Regions from separate parts of the Homo sapiens genome. Here region 1 is linked to region 2. A link is a loop called in an ENCODE intact Hi-C map of the cell type or tissue named here. Cell type or tissue: OCI-LY7. All regions are shown on one strand. Links, peaks and the distances in the headings refer to the core of each region. The heading gives the core; the rest is flanking DNA. Region 1 overlaps IATPR (ITGB1 adjacent tumor promoting lncRNA). Region 2 overlaps EPC1-AS1 (EPC1 antisense RNA 1).

Region 1 (8,342 bases), core at 29-8,028, 730 kb after region 2:
GCCTCGGGTTGATTTTAGCCCTAGTGTACCTGCATCCTGACTCATGTCATTGTGCGCTGAGGTGTGGCCAGCAGACTAGAGTGCAGGTTAACAACATGGCACCCCGTTGATGGATCACCTACTCTTTCAGTACTTAATCGTACACTGCAGCCTATGCCACATCATTTTTTTTTTTTTTAATGTGGGGTCTTACTCTGTCATCCAGGCTGGAGTGCAGTGGCACGATTTCAGCTCACTATAACCTCTGCCTCCCAGGCTCAAGCAATTCTCCCACCTCAGCCTCCCAAGTAGCTGGGACTACAGGCGTACATCTCCACACCCAGCTAATTTTTGTATTTTTTTGGTAGAGACGGGGTTTCATCACATTGCTCAGGCTGGGCCACTTCATTTTGAAGGTTAATGTGTTTTGTTTTGTCAGCGGGATGATAAGCACTATGACAAGGACTCTAGTTGATTCTTTTTTGCTTTTCTCATGGTACCCAACATAGTGCTATAAAAATAGAAGGTAGACAAGAAATACACACAGGATGGAGAACTCTGTCCCATAGCTGTGGGGGTTTCTGAAAGGCCTTCAGGAAAAAGAGCTTCCAGATGTGGGGGCCATCTTCAGAAATCCTGCAGTCCTCAGGCAAATCTGGATGGTCTTACACGTCCAGGGACTGAAGAGAAGTCAACACGCTTCTATGATTGCTTGCAGTAGTTGCACTTAATCAGCTCTTGAGCTGTTGCTATTCTTCTAAGCAATACAGGGACCGAGGGGCTACCTTGTTTGCTTCTCCCCAGTCATGTACAGTCAGTCGTGCCTCCATATGGATGGATTTACATTGCAGAGGAACTGACAGGGAAGAGTGAGAGTCACAGCTTGATGGAGGTGTTCTGGGGCCATTTATGTAACTCACTTCTCTGTGCCTGGACTCCTAGAAGATGACTTCTAACAGAGTCAGTGTTTTGGATTCAACAGAGATTTTTCACTTTAGCAATTTAGAAAAATAAGTGTTTGGCTCTTCTCAGAGCCAAACATTTATCTGATTAAAGAACATAGAAACATGTGGTTGATTACATATGTTATGTTCAGATATGTGTTCTTTTACATCTAATATTTCAATATTTCTCCATTGTGACCAGGGCCAGCTCCTCTTAGTGATCAATGATTCAGTCCAGGTCTAGGGCTTCATCTTGACCATGAATATTTCGTTCTTGGATATTTTGCTTTCCTCATTCCTGAGCCTCACTGAGCGTTTCCTGTTGTTTTAAGATGAGCTCTTCTCAAACGCTTTATCAGCTCAATGCCTCTCCCAGGTGGTACTGGGCATGCTGTCATTGCTGCATAAGCCACTCTTGTTTATGTGGATATTACTGTTTCTCTTTCTGTTACTCTGTTCACTGTCTGGAGTCTTACTCTTCCAGTCTTCTGAGTTCCGGAGTCCTCTAACCATAGTACATACTTGAGTGATTGCTGGAACAATTTTAGGAGTTGTGACAGAGATAAAGTAGAATGGAGGTTTTTGCTAATTTGGGATGAACTCAGAGGATGGATAAGATACAAATAGGTGGAGAGAAAGAGAATACTAAGACATTGTTTTTAGTGTTGGTGGTGCAGTTTTTCTGCTCCTTAGCTCAGTTAGGTTGGGGTTCTTGTCTCACGACCAGGAAGAATTGGGCACGTGGACACTGGAGAATGAGTGGAATAGAATTATTAAGTGAAAGGAAAGCTCTCAGCAAAGAGAGGGTCCTGAAAGAAGGTTCTTGGTAGCCCGTTCACAGTTGACTACAAGGGCTTTTACATATCTGGTGATGGGGCTGGGTTCCCTATGTGTATAAGGCATGAATTCCTGGAGGCGCCACCCTGTCCTTTCAGTGCACATGTGGGACCTTAGTCTGAGCCACTTCATACTGATTTATTTCCCTTACTGTGCATGTGTTAAGGGATGAAATTTTTCACCACGGGCATGTTTAGGCAAGCTCCCTGTGCACAATGACCTTGGCAGGTTGGAGGTTCTCCAGGGACCTTCCCCTGTCTGCCTAGGAGAGTTCTCTGCCTCCTGCCTCTATCATTGGCATGGACCAGACAGACTGTGTAGAGAGAAGACTGGAAAAGCCTGCATTTGGGCCATGGGAAAGCTCAATGCCAGGCTACACAGGCTGTTCTCCCATTGCCAAGATGGCCCGATGAAGACATGAGCCCCCTGGCTGGTGTGATGAACGCTTTGTTTAGGGGGAAGATACAAGTGAAGTGGTGCAGAACTTACGTCTTTAAATCCACCACCACACTGGAAAATGTCCACAAAATAGTCTATTGACAGGTGATTTTTCTGGCTCAGGTTCCAAGCTGACTTGAAAAATGCCATTATGAGTTTTCTGCTGTTTTCATTTAATGGCTGAAACATCAGGTCTTGAAAACTTCAACTGGTCACTTCCTCTAAGCTACTCAGAAAAATATTTCCCTTTTATTAGTGTCCGAACTGTGCATGCATGTATGTGTTACCTCAATGCCCACTATGGTGGTCTGTTTTTAAGCTGGTCCTCTGTGATCCCTGTCTCCAGTATGTATGCCTTGGTATATGGTCCTCTTCACTTGAATGTGGACAAGCCTTAGTTACTATTGTCTACCAGCTAGAATATGGCAAAAATCATGGTATGCCATTTTCAAGATGAAGATATGAAAAGACTGCACCTTCCATTAGGGGTATCTTCTCTCACATTCTGTCTCTTGGAATCCTCATCTGAGGAAAGGCACATCCTATGTTGTAAACAGCCTTATGGGGTGGCCCACATGACAAGGACTTGATGTCTCTAGCCAAAAGACAGTGAAGACTTGAAGCTTGCCAATGGAACGTGAGTGAACCCAGAAGCAGATCCTTCCCGGTTTGAGCCTTCAGATGACAACAGCCCCAGCCAGCACCTGCACTGCAGCCTTGTGAGGTACCCTGAGCTGGAGGACCCAGCTAAGCTGTTCTTGGATTTCTGACCCACAGAAACTGTGAGATCATAAATGCTTGCTGCTTTAAGCTGTTAAATTTGGGCTAATTTATTATACACAATAAATAACAAGTACATCCACTTATAGTGGGTTTGTGAAATAAAATTGAGGCATGTTCATGTGATAGGACATAGGTCAGTCATTAAAATGTGAAATAGAAGAATATTTAATAACATGACAAAATATTCACAATACACTGTTATTTAACAATATCAAATTGTTGTTAAACAACTGGTACTATATGGTACAAGATATATGTGAAAAATACTAAATTTATATTCACCAGCATGGGTTAAATATCGAAAATGGAATTTATGGCTGGAATATTTGTTATTTGACGTACTTTCTACATGTACTTTTAAAAGCATGTGCATGACTTTTAAAAGCAGAGGAGAAAAAACAATGCACTCTTAGACTGCACACAGAGGGCAGACCTTAAGCATGGATCTAGTATAGCCACACTTGAAGATACCAGGACATTTTGAGGGGGATTTTTAACCTACTGAACACAAACTGATAGCTAGCACTGTTCAAGCTCAACTTCAACACTGCAGATGAGTAATTCATTTAAAATAAATATTCATTATTTATTAGGATCCAGGAATGCCTTCTTCCATAGGCGTATTCAGCACATCAGAAATGTCCTTGAAGCACCCATAATTTCAGCCCTTTGGAAGGCTGAGGCAGGTGATCACTGGAGGCCAGGACTTCGTGATCAGCCTGGCCAATATGGTGAAATCCCGTGTCTCCTAAAAATACAAAAATTAGCCAGGTGTAGTGGCACATGCCTGTAATCCCAGCTACTCGGGAGGGTGAGGCAGGAGAATCCCTTGAACCTGGGAGGCGGAGGTTGCAGTGAGCCAAGATCACACCACTGCACTCCAGCCTGGGTAACAAAGTGAGACTCTGTCTCAAAACGAACAAACAAACAGACAAAAAGGAAATGCCCTTAAATCTTTAGTTGCACTGGTTATCCATCCGAGGTTCAGGCACCCTCACTGAAAATGTCATAGAGAGCTTCTGTGGCTCACAAGGAGAGTTGTTAGATCACAGGTAGTCGGTCAGCCAGAACAAGACAAAGCCTGGGAAAATTCAGTGCTTAGGACTTGATTTTTAAATCGCTTTGCCAACTTAATAGAGGCTTAAAATTTTCCATACAATTCCCATACTAGTGATATGGACAGGAGGTGGGGAAATACTGGGTAGAAGAGGGTGGTTCCCCGGCAAAGTCCTCACCCTCAGGCCTGGAAACCGCGGCCCTAAATGAGAACGGTTATCCTTGTTTTTCAGCCCAAATGTTACTTTTTTGGTTCTCCTTGTCCCTTCCCCACCATCTTGTGCCCATATAAATCCCAGACCTCAGCTGTCAGATAGTCAAGCAGCTGAACATGGAGAGGAGAAGGAGCAACTGAGTGTTAGAGACTATGGATAGAGGTGGCTTAACTTCAGAAGGCATGACTCCAGCCGCGCTTCAGGAAAAGATCACCTTCTTTCGGCACCATCATCTTTCCAGCTCCCCTCCGCTAAGAGCCACCTCCATCACTCAGTAAAACCTCTGCATTCACCATCCTTCAAGTCCGTGTGACCTGATTCTTCCTGGATGCTGGACAAGAATCAGGGTACCAAGAGGGCAGGGTGTATGCCACCGTGATTCTCCACTGAGCTGGTTAACACTTAGCCATCCGTGGACGGCAAATACTAAAAGAGAATTGTTTGCAACACATGCCCTCTGGGGCTCCAGAGGTCGGGGGCAACCCCTAGAGGCTGCTGTGGACCAGTACAGGGTTCGTTCCTGCTGGCGCCTAAAGACACTCACCCTGGCTCTTTCACCCGCTCACCTGCATGCTCCTCCTCCCACAAGGGGTTTAAGCTCTGCTGAGCAAAATGAGCCGCCCCCCACCCCACTGTCGCAGGTCCCACAAGGGGGTCAGGGAACTCTCCCATCTCACTGGTTTCCTCAAAGCAGTAAGACACTAGAACTCACTTTTTCTAGGTGGAGATGAAATCCGTATACTGCAGTTGAATAGCTGCCACAGCAAATAGAAATGACCGCTATGGTTTGTTCCTAATTATGGTTTTAAATTTCTATAGGATCTCTTCACTTTGGGGAGAACTTTTTCACTATTGGCTTTTGGAAATAGACATTATAGTGATTTGGCTCAAACAGAAAAAAAAGGCTTCTTTCTGAAAAATCTAGAATTTTCATCAGTTTTGCATTCATTCTAATTAAACGTAGGTGTAATATTAAAGTGAAGTAACCTCATCCTCATTTCTTAGGAAAAACATCAACCAAAACCGTATTTTTCATGTTTCATTTCAGTTTCTCTAAAGTATCAGTGCACTGTCCATCATAAGCAATTGAAAGAGTTTGTGCTAGTAACTGCTTTGCAGGATATCAGAGTGAGTTCAGACAGCCTGAGTTTGTTCCCCATCCCACCATTCAGTGACTCTGTGACTTTCAATTCCTCAGTTTCCCTTATCTGTATCACAAGCACTTGCTTCACAGAACGTTAGGAGGGTGAATTTAGCGAATGTTGTTAGAACCATGTCAGCTATGAAGCATGTGCTCAGTAGATATACTCATTACTCTGGAGACTGATCAATATAGTCTCAGTAGAACTCTTTCTGAAGACAGACTTGGTTTCAATGAACAATTTAATCAATGGGAAATATTTTGTAGAAATAGAGAATTTAACAAACTCTTGGATTATCCAATGCTGCATGATAAATTGATGGAGTCAGAAGACAAAGTGCAATGCAGGCTTACTGGGTAAAGCCCAAATTCCTCAATCTTTTGGAAATGAGAAGAAGGACGCTTAAAGCTCATTATTGTCATGGATCTGGGAGGTTTTTACAATTCCCAGGAAGGTTTAGAGGAAGGTTTAGATGGCTATTAATGTAACTGACCCCAGGCGACTCTGACCCAGGAAGTTCACAACAGCCTTCCCAATGAATCAGGTCAAAAGGTCACCTTTTTTTTTTTTTTTTTTTTTTTTCAGAGAACGGGGAAGATGCTAATGTGGGAACTGGTTAGGAGAGCATCTGGACATTGCTATTCTTAATTATTCTGGAAGCAAAGAGCAGAACAGTTGAATCACTTTAATGAGAGTTACAACTTGCTGAGGTTAAACCAGTGTCCGCATCTGGGAACCCATGCAAACTATTCAGGAGGTAAAGAAAGAGACCAGGAAGGTAGATAGAAAAATAGGGAACTCACTTTTTAGGATTTTTTCGAGCCTATTTTGTTAATATCAGTATCTATCCTTCCCTTTGTATTCTTGTGAGTCTTCTTTTCAATTTCTTCTAAGGGACTTGATACAAGCTTGGGTTTGGGACATGTTCTTACTAATGGACCAAAGGATAACATCAATAGCACCAGGTACCTGTTCTACACCACATGCATCATATGTATCATCTCAGTTAATCTTCACAATAATCTTGTAAGGATGAGACTTGAACCTTCATTTGACAGATGAGGAACCTAACGCTCAGAAAGGGTAAGCAATTTGCTTAAAGTTACACAGCTCAGACATGGCAAGTTGAAGTTTAATCACAGGTGCACCGGAGTTCAATGCCTAGACCCTTTCCTCTGCTTGTTCCAGGGTCTCAGAGGAGGAAAGGAGAACAATTTATGTCAGATAAACTTATTTGCCCAAAACATGTGTAGGAATTTACGTCACTGCACTCATTTCTACAGCCTCGTTTGTTCACAAAATGCTCTAATCACAGATAAGTGGGAGCCACCTTTCTGAACAGAGAATCGTTGGAGTAACTTCAAAGCCACCAGAAATGTAGGGGAGTTTGGGATAGAACCTTGAAATAATTTTTGGTTACCAGTAAGCACAACAAATAAAACAGTGAAGTCATTCGTAGGAAGATGTGAGAAAGTGTTTAAAACACAACTTTTGAGAGTTAGAAAGACCTAGAAAGAGTATCACTGGTTCCCTTGGGGATTTCACCAGTCCTTAGCTACAACACAGTCAGTTGTATAGAGCTTTCGGATGTGCGTATATGTACAATTTCGAAAAAGTTCAATTGGTTCAATTGCAGAAAGCTGCCCCAATCTGCACATGGGCCAATTTCCATTTGGTGCTGAAACAGTTTTATAGAAATTGCAATAATGTAGCCCACTCGCTGCATGGACAGAAGCTGCCTATTTCAAGTTAGGTGTTCATTCAATTTTCTTGTCCTTTATTTCTATATTTAGTTTATTCCCTTCCAAAGATGTGTAACGATAAGAAAGAGAGAAGAAGTAAGGAAGGAAGATATTTTCTTTTCTCTATATGTGTGTTTTATCAACACAGCCTCAGCTTGAGATCTCTTGGGAAAAGCATTTCAAGACAGGCAGAATGATGTCCTTCCTGCCACAACATAATTTTCCAGTTGCCAGGGGAAAACTACATATTGTACCCAAAACAACAACCGAGAGAACAGATAATAATCACTCCCTAAGAGCACTTGCTTCAGCTTCTCTCAGAAAAGGCTGCAGAAACGATCTTGAAGTTACTATTAACTCTGTATTTTAAAAGAGACAAAATGGATTCCTGTCCTTCCTTGCTGGAATGGCTGTATCGCTTTCTGCAGTCAGGGTCTCCATTTTTACTTAACAAAATCTAGCACGGCTGGTCTAAAGGTATGGGAACAGTGAAAGGGGCGGATCAAGAGAAGTCTGCTGAGGGGTTCAAATTTCTTTCTTGGTCCTCCCCCCAAGATGTTCTTGTCAGGTGCAAAAATCCTGTGATCTGCACAGCAATGCGTGTGAAAACCACATGTTTTGATGCAATACAACTGTCCTTGCACAATTCTTATCCGGAAGCTTATAAGAAAAGTGCGATTTTCTTAGAAGCACTCGTATTGAATGTAAGTGTATCCTTTCCCCAATACTCAGAATGTTGTGGTTCAGCAGCAGTGACCAAACCCCTCAAGTAGCTGCCCTATGAAAACAAATCCCCCCTGCAGCTGGGTTTTTTTTTTCTTTTTTTTTTTAGGAGCCACACAGGCCAACATCCTAAGGATTTTTGCAAACTGTAGCACTGAGTGGCTCTGCCCTCTCAGGCCTCCCTTAATGAAGACCTCTTGGAGGACTCATATTGAGCTATTATTGCAGGCATTGCCAAAGGCTTTCTTCACCCCCACCTGTGAGCTCTGCAAAAAACCCAGAAGTGGTTGGCACTATTTTTATCAAAAGCAAATAAAAAATAATAATTTCCTCAGGATATACATCCTCTCAGAAAAGAAAAAAAAATTTCTCGTTTTGACAGAAAAAGGAAATGTATAAGCAAGTCAGTGGAGAACTTTCTTCATTTTTAAATTATCGACTTTCCTCCGACTGTGGCGGGGTAGAGATTCTTAGGCTTGAAAG
Region 2 (8,342 bases), core at 125-8,124:
CATAAATTAAAATATGTTTTTATTTTTAAAATTTCTGTTATATATACCATTAGAAATTATTACAGAAGGTTCTAAAATAAAAATTTTAGTTCTAATATAATACTTCAATACTAATTTTATTTCCCTGCTTCATCTTCACAGTTTATATTTACCATGATGTTTATTTGATGACACCGTGAACAAAATGTGCAAAATGAGGCCCTACCATGTTTTAAAAAATGTTTTCATCAAATGGATCTCAGAGGGACATGCCCAAAACTCCTGCTACCAGAGTGATCCTCTCTTCATCTCTTTTCTCTAGCCAATAAATCAAAGTTTCATTTCTCATTTTGCAATAGGAATTTGTATTAGGCAACCATCTGTAGCATCTATTTGGGTTATATCTAAAGCTTAAGGGCTACATCCTCTCCCAACCCCAATATGTGAGTACTTGATGCCCGAATCATGGTCCTTCAATGGAAGAACACTTGTCAAATCCTATTTAAACAGATCTAAATTAAAAAAATATTTTTTTTCTAAAAATATTATTTGGCCTTCATTTGGGAATCTCACACATCTAAGACCTTAGATTTAAAGTATCTTTAGAACTCTAACCACATTGGAGTGTAGACTCCATTACAGCAGGAATCCTTGCCTCTTTTGCTTAATATTGCATCATAGCATCTTATCAGAATGATACATAATAGATGGGGGAAGATCTAGAATAAACAAACCCCCGAATAAAAATAGAAACAAATGTTGAACAAATCAATTATAAAATCTGCTTTTATCTTTTTCATAAAAATATTTATAAAATTATACATCTGCTTTACTTTCCCTTTAGATTCTCCATTTGATAATCATTTTGGAAAGATCAAAAACAAAGTCATAACACAAACACACATTTTGTGTATCATTTTCCTCTTGTTTTCTTTTGCAAAACCATGCTGAGGAGGACAGTGGTGTATCTGTATCGTCTTATGGAAAGTAGTAACACATCTAGCAAATAACAGAGGTAAATATGCATGAGAAGTGGGTAGAATTGGAAACAGACAATTTCAGGTCTATATTGTGCGTGATTTCACAGGATAGAATTTTATTTTATATTTTCTTCTTTTAAAAAAGTTCATTCCAAGGTAGATTAGATTAGCCCTGGCTAATATTTTTAGCATTTTATGTTTGGTCACCTTAACATCTCTAAATCTTTCTTCCCTTTGTTACCTTACCCTACCATTACCTATCATCTAATGAGTTTGGCTAACCTGAAACTTCCTCAGTCTTTAACAATACTAATGAATGCAAGTTAATAAATTAGGAAATTGTGTTGGTTCATTACATTGTCTTAATATAATTTTCAGTTTATTTGTTATTGATTGAGCTCCTTAATTTCAAGTTCATTTTTCTGAGGTTTATTGTTTCTAATTTGATTTACAGATTCTCCATGTCTTTGGCATTATTTCTTTCTGCTTTCTGCAACCTGTTTTTTGGTAATTTCACTACTCATTAGCCCCTCCCTCCATCAGAGGGATGGGCAGGATGAGAAAAATGATATGACAATATAGTAAATTTTGCTACTTGCTATTATCTGATAAAATGGTGTTCAAGAAAGAAATAAGTGTGTAACTGTTGACTAAAATGACATTTTGGGAATTTTTTAAAATAATTTTTTATTGTCCATGATCTAGCAACTGTTACCATGAAAGACTGAGTTAGTTCTCTATCTGCTAAATTTAATAAATAAAGGTTTTTAATCCAAAAATTTGTTATAATTCTAATCACAATCACACCAAGCTCATGAACTACATTTCTATAAAAATGTTATCAATTAAAAAAAATAATGTTCAAGGAATCAAGAGCTAAAATGAAGCTCAAGGTGGATTTTAAAATGGAGAATAATATAAAATAGTGAACTGTTTTTGCCTCATAGATTTCAACCTCCTTAAATACTTAGTGATGTAAGAGTCATATATAAAATGTTATCAGTCATATAAATATATATGAAGGATTTTTAAAAGTGAAGATTTAACTATAATAGTTACTTCATAATCAATGATGTAATAGTCAATGATGTAGGAGAACAAAGAGCATTGCATAGCTCCATATGGACTTCAGAGCATCAGTTTGTTTTTAAAAGGGGGCTACCTTATATACACATGTTTAGTTTTCAGAGATTAAATAAAATAAAAATTATCGCCATTCTGAATAGCAGACTATTTTAGCAATACATGTGTTGGAAAGTATATTTTATTTGGTAGATCAACTTCAGAGAACTAAACTCTCCAGCATAACCAGAGGGTTAGATAATATATTTACACCTGCAGTATTTCATTCTATAAATAATCTATAATGTCAAAAACTAGCCTTGATGGGGCATTTACATTTTATGAATAGCTAAAATGTTACAGTGAACATTTTCACATTTTTATGGCATAGTATAAACAAAATATGGGCTAATACATAATTATTTTTGAAGTTCAAGGAAAGGGATATATAGATAGAGTATAGAGACACAAAAATCAGAAATACTATTTTTAGCCATTTTCACACATCCTTTTACTTCAACCTGTTAAATGATTAAAAAGTGAAATGAGCATTTACGTATTTCAAAGTGGGTAAACACGCTAAATAATAATTCTTGAAATGTTCACTCTTTCAAAAAATAATCTCTTCAATCTTATGGAAAAGTGGTCTAGTGTACTATTTCAGTTGTTTTTATTTTATGTGACCAAAAAAAATACGCTTTAGGGTTCAATTACTGATTCGTCCCACTTTCTTTTTGAACTAAGGGCACACTTACTATCTCCATAAACAGCTAAAATGTTTACAGAGACCAGTAAAACCTATGTCAGATCGTAACACATTTTTGTTCTTGGGAGGCTTTGGGCCTAAATCCCACATTCTCTAATCAGATAACTCAATAAGAACAAAGATGGAAAAGATATAATCCTGCATTTAGATATGTGAACATCAAAATTTTTAAAGCCAAAAGCAATTGTGCACATATTCTTAAAAAATTATCTTATTCCAAAATATTTGTTATTTTTAAAACAAGACTATCTGTAATTCAGTTGAAGTATCATTTCAAAATGAAACAAACAATAATGTGGGAATTATTATATGACTACTTATTAGAAAAACCTCAGGAGAAACTTAGAATAGTTATTTAAGAAATCCCTAGGTTCAAAATGAAATTCAACTTTTACAATGTTGAAGGAACTAAAACTCAGACATTTGGTTAAATTGAAAATACACTAACACATATAATTTTGTAATATAAGGAAAATGCAAAATGTTACTAAAAGGATAAATCGACAGCTTATTACTGAATAATTCTGATATAGAGATGATAAATCAGATCAGATAAAACAACTGCAAACTGCATGCCTGTCCCTGATGTTCCCTCGGCTGGTTGTGACGACATGTCTGCTCTCACCATAGTTCACAGTTCACAGAAAACATTTAAATAACACAACTGAATACTTCCACTGACTAAAATGAACTTTCTTTAAGAAAATAAAGGGAGAAGAGAATAGATCAAATCTTGCCCCACCTCTTTTTTTTTCTTCCTTTTTTCTTTTAGTGAAACTGACATAAATTGTTGAGGAGCACTACAGCGCCACCAACACAGATCAATGCAAAACAAAAAAGATCTCCCACCGTGTGCAAAAAGAAAAAAAATTAGAAAAATGCCAAAAATTACAAAATGTCTCCCAAATGTACCGTATAGGAGAAAAACAAGATAGACCTGCAAAGATTATCTAATGAAGAGCTTCAAAGAAATAATATCATAGACTACAAGTTGAGATCTGATCAGCAAATAAAAGATCCACTATTTAGTAACAGCCATAACTTAATATAAACCCGGTTATGTCAACCTCCACCTTCATTATACCAAGGGCAGCTTTTCTGTAGTTTGTATCCAAGTAATCTATCAAGAGAACCACAATAGGTCCATTTAAAAAAAAACTATATCCATAGTTTGCCTGCTGATAATTGAGTCCTGGACAAATTAGGTAAGACATAATTTTTATAAAGAGGATATGCACATATTTGGCATTGCCAACATTACTGGCACAAAACAAGTCCATCTTGAAATATCTGAGTTCCTCTGTAGTTCACAGTAATTAAAGTATAATTTATATTATAAACATTTAGCTTTAACAATGAAAAAAAAAACTATTTTTTTTTCTTTTGGTAAAAATTAACCAGGCAAGATTAGGTAGAACGTGCAGAGATCAAAGCTAAAGAAAAATACAAAGATTGGTTTTGTTAGAAGAAACACAATGAAAATCCTTTTTAGCCGGTGGCTCTTTCAAAGACTGACATAAATGGTGAAAATTACAAACTTACCATTAGTGCAGGCAAAGAAGACGGCAGTTCTTGAAAAAAAATTGTAACAATATAGGCTGGATACTTGTGTCCCTAGAAACAACAGCCTCCAGGCAGCATATGGATCTTCCAACATCTTTAAAATGTTTGGTAAATAAAAAGTAATACTTTCTTCCATGATCGGTGGCCGAATGGGGTGGCTTCCCCCAGGATCTGTGGGCTTTTGGGGGAAATCGGAGAAATATCCACAGAAGATTAAAAGCAGAGGAGGCAGCACAGCCAGAAGACTCTGGGGTTAACAACTTTGCGATGGCAAGCAGGCGAGCGCTGATTGGCTGGGAGGGCAGTGTCCCTACAGTCTGCACTATCCCCCGCTGCCCCCGCCTCCTGCAGCTCGGAAAAAAATGCAGTGTGTGTGCCATTTTACACTGGGCTTTTAAAAGCACAGCCACCAAAATGACAAAAGTCTAAGCTCGCTATGAAGTGACACTGCAAGACAATAGCACCCACGGCTGCCTGTGAGCTCGGGGGAATGCCCCTTTTAACATCTGAAGGAACACTCTGGCTTCTTGGATGTGGGGTTTTTTTGTTTGTTTTTTGTTTTTGTTTTTTTTTTTTTAAAACAGCATTATCATGTTTTTCTTGAGCAGATTGTTGATCCTTTTCAACCACTCGATAGATCCTCTGCATGCAAACCTGGCCATGTAAAAACGATGTCCATCAAAATATTTTTTCGATTTGATCTCATGAAGGTACCTAGAGAAGCCAGTCATCCTGGAACAAAATTCATGACTCCTTTAGCTCCGAGATCTTTAATTCCTTGGGAAAAAAAATATAATTTCTTACTCACAGTAACTACGATGTGTGCAAAAAGTAAAATAAAATAATGAATTTAGCGGTTAAATGAAAACAATAGGCATATTCCCTCCCCCTCCCCCGCCCCCCTTAAAAACTGTTTCAAAAACCTTTACTGGCTGACAGAATTCTACCACTCTGCCTTACAAACAAAATGGCTGTGGTACTGAGTTTTTTAGGATCCTCCCACTGTGCCTCCTCCTGGCCTCCAGGAAGTGATAAAAATCCAAAATAAATACAGTACTGAAAGTACACCATTGAGTCTGAATTCGGGGGAAACCTTTGGTAAGAGGGTCTTAGAAATGTGCTGGTCATTATTAGTTTTTTAAAATTGTTTTGAAAAGAACATCAATCACTAGAGATTTACTTGACTGTAATTCGAACTTCCTGCTTTACATATTTATAAGGTCTTTCACCTATCTTGGCAGGCTTTCAAATTAAGTGGGCTGGGAAATTTGATGCTCGGTCTCTAGTTGTGAGCTGAGTCAGGTATTTGGTGGTTGCAACTGGGCTTTTAAATAAAGACAAAATCTAAGACTTTAAAAAAATGAACGTTAAACAGACGCAAGACTATGTTTGCTAATGTAAAGTCAGAAAAGTCGACAAAGATCGTAATGTGTCAAATACTGCATACATGTGTCAACATATTCAGTAAAAATTCTTTGCCCACTAAATTTTCTAACAAGCCAAGAAGAGAACAGGGTTTAAAGGAACTGGATTAAGAAAGGGGTGGGGAATTATCTACATTCTTCACAACCTCTTCCCCTCCCCACACACACCACACACATACACACACATGCACATATACACACACATACACATACATATACACACACACACGCACACACGCACACACACACACACACGTTGGTCTGGTATCCCTGCCTGGCACTTAATAGGTAACATTCTTAGAAAGATATAGCTAGGGTGACTATGAATTTATCATCTAACACAGGATACTTTGAGAGTGAAAAGGGCTAATTATAGGACAGCTGGAATAAACAGAGCCTGTCCATGATAAGCCAGGAGGTAGAACTCACTGTGTTTTTAGTGAGACCTCCTTGAACTTTCACTAGACAGGTTGCCTACCGCCATGGGGCCTGGGCCAATTTAGATAGCATTTGAGCTAGACCCCTCTCTGGGCCGCGTCTCCTGCGTTTGTTCTACTGCCAAGTGAAGTAGACAATCTGAGTGGACTTGGGGTCAGATATATTTAATGAACAGCCATGGTAAAGAAAATACCTAGATATGCACATCCATATGTGTATATACCTTCATATACTTTATTATCTGTAGATTAGGATGTTCTGTGCACTTCGTAAGATACACATACTTCTGATTACATGCTTTCCTATGGGATAATTTTCTTTGGAGTTTTTGAGACCATATTCATGATATACACAATTTGAGGGATTTTTGGTTTTTGTTTTGGGAAAGATAATATGTAGAATGAAATGTTTTGGTGGAGATTATCACAGAAATACATAAGATAAATAATTCTTTTGCTGTTTATTCAAACAGTTCTTAAGAACTTAGAATGTGCCAGGTATGATGCTTGGTGCTATATATATATTAGTGAACAAGTAGATAGTTTATTTCCTCCTTCATGGAGTTCATAATCTAGTGGAGAGACAGATAAATAGCAGGTGAACAAATACAGTTGATCCTTGAAGTATGTGGGGGTTAGGGGTGCCAATCCCCCATGCTGTCAAATATTCTGTGTAACTTTTAACTCTCCCAAAACTGAACTACTAATAACCTACTATTGACCTTACCAATAACATAAACAGTCAATTAACACACATTTTGTGTGTTGTATGTATTCTATATTGAATTTGTACAATAAAGTAAACTAGAGAAAAGAAAATGTTATTAAGAAAGTATAAGGAAGAGAAAATATACTTACTATTCATTAAGCAGAAGTGGATCATCATAAAGGTCTTTATTCCTCATTGTCCTCACATTGAGTATCTGAGGAGGAGAAAGAAGAGGAGGGTTTGGTCTTCCTGTCTCAGGAGTGGCAGGGGCGGCAGAGGTGGAGGAGGTGGAAGGGGAAGCAGGAGAGGCAGGAATACTCTGTGTAACTTTTACTGAAACAAAATCTGTGTATAAGTGGACCTGTACAGCTCAAACCTGTGTTGTTCAAGGGTCAAGTGTATATTATTGCACATTATTCTAAGTGCTATTAAAAAACCAAACAGGGCTGGGCGCAGTGGCTCACGCCTATAATCCCAGCACTTTGGGAGGCCGAGGTGGGTGGATCACTTGAGGTCAGGAGTTTGAGACCAGTCTGGCCAACATGGTGAAACCCTGTCTCTACTAAAAATACAAAAATTAGCTGGGCATGGTGGTAGGTGCCTGTAATCCCAGCTACTCAGGAGGTGAGGCAGGAGAATCACCTGAACCCAGGAAGTGGAAGTTCCAGTAAGCCAAGAGCATACCACTTCACTCCAGCCTGGGCGACAGAGTGAGACTCCGTCTCAAAAAACAAACAGTACAGTGTTAGAGAATAACAGGGAGGGAAATAAATAAACAAGGTGGTAAGGAAGTTGTCTCTAGAGGAGTGGGGCTTAACCTAGGCTTGAAGGATGACAAGGAGACACATTTGAAAAATATCGGAGAAGTCACAGTCTAGGAAGAGGCTACAGCATGTGCGAAGGCCCTGAGGCAGAATGAAGCTTGGCACATTCTAGGAAGGGAAATGAGGCCAGTGTGGTTTCAGCACATCAAGAAGTGCATCAGATGAAATCAGAAATGTAGACTGGAGAGAGATCCTGCAGAGGTTTGTAGGCCACAGAAAGGAATTCCGTGTTTAAGACAGAGAACGTTGAACTTCCAGATTTTAGAGGTTTTGATAATGATAAGGTCCAGAGAAGGTAGAGGGGAAAAAAAACCCCTCAATGCTAATTTTGAATTTACATAGCTACATTACAGGGTTTTGGTATTATATTTTTAAAAATCCATATTTCACTCACATAGTTACAGCCATTGATTATGACTCAGTTCATAAATAAATATGAATAAGACACAAATATCTGAGATCATTCATAGTACAAACAAAATGAAAAGGAGGAATTCAGGCAACAATTTGCCTCAGTTTTCTCTAATGGTGCTGATTTTGATATTTTTGATTAAAAAAATACTACATTTTATATCAGTTGAACAGTGCTCACCTTTTT

What was found. Peaks named below come from ENCODE experiments on the same cell type or tissue, not always from the same donor. Only the 100,000 strongest peaks of a DNase experiment are listed, where the experiment ranks them.
Region 1: it touches region 2 in a loop (2.5-fold over the local background); 2 of 110 quality-filtered maps call a loop at or near these places.

What each region holds. Positions count from the first base shown.
Region 1 is chr10:33,102,221-33,110,562 of GRCh38, forward strand. All of the region lies in intron 1 of IATPR (ITGB1 adjacent tumor promoting lncRNA), which reads right to left. Among named protein-coding and RNA genes, the nearest start is that of IATPR, 10 kb to the right of the region's middle. In OCI-LY7, for the core only: a CTCF peak has its summit at 4,756 (motif pointing left); DNase peaks (open chromatin) are centred at 61, 1,651 and 4,757; H3K4me3 peaks cover 439 bases.
Region 2 is chr10:32,374,162-32,382,503 of GRCh38, forward strand. It overlaps EPC1-AS1 (EPC1 antisense RNA 1), which reads left to right. Exons shown (of 2, transcript NR_104163.1): 2 at 142-327. It also overlaps a transcript of EPC1 not described here. Among named protein-coding and RNA genes, the nearest start is that of EPC1-AS1, 31 kb to the left of the region's middle. RefSeq lists enhancers at 4,203-4,703, 4,704-5,204 and a silencer at 5,579-5,680. In OCI-LY7, for the core only: CTCF peaks have their summits at 3,617 and 3,833; DNase peaks (open chromatin) are centred at 3,610, 4,670, 5,340, 5,600 and 1 weaker place; H3K4me3 peaks cover 4,645 bases; H3K27ac peaks cover 3,769 bases.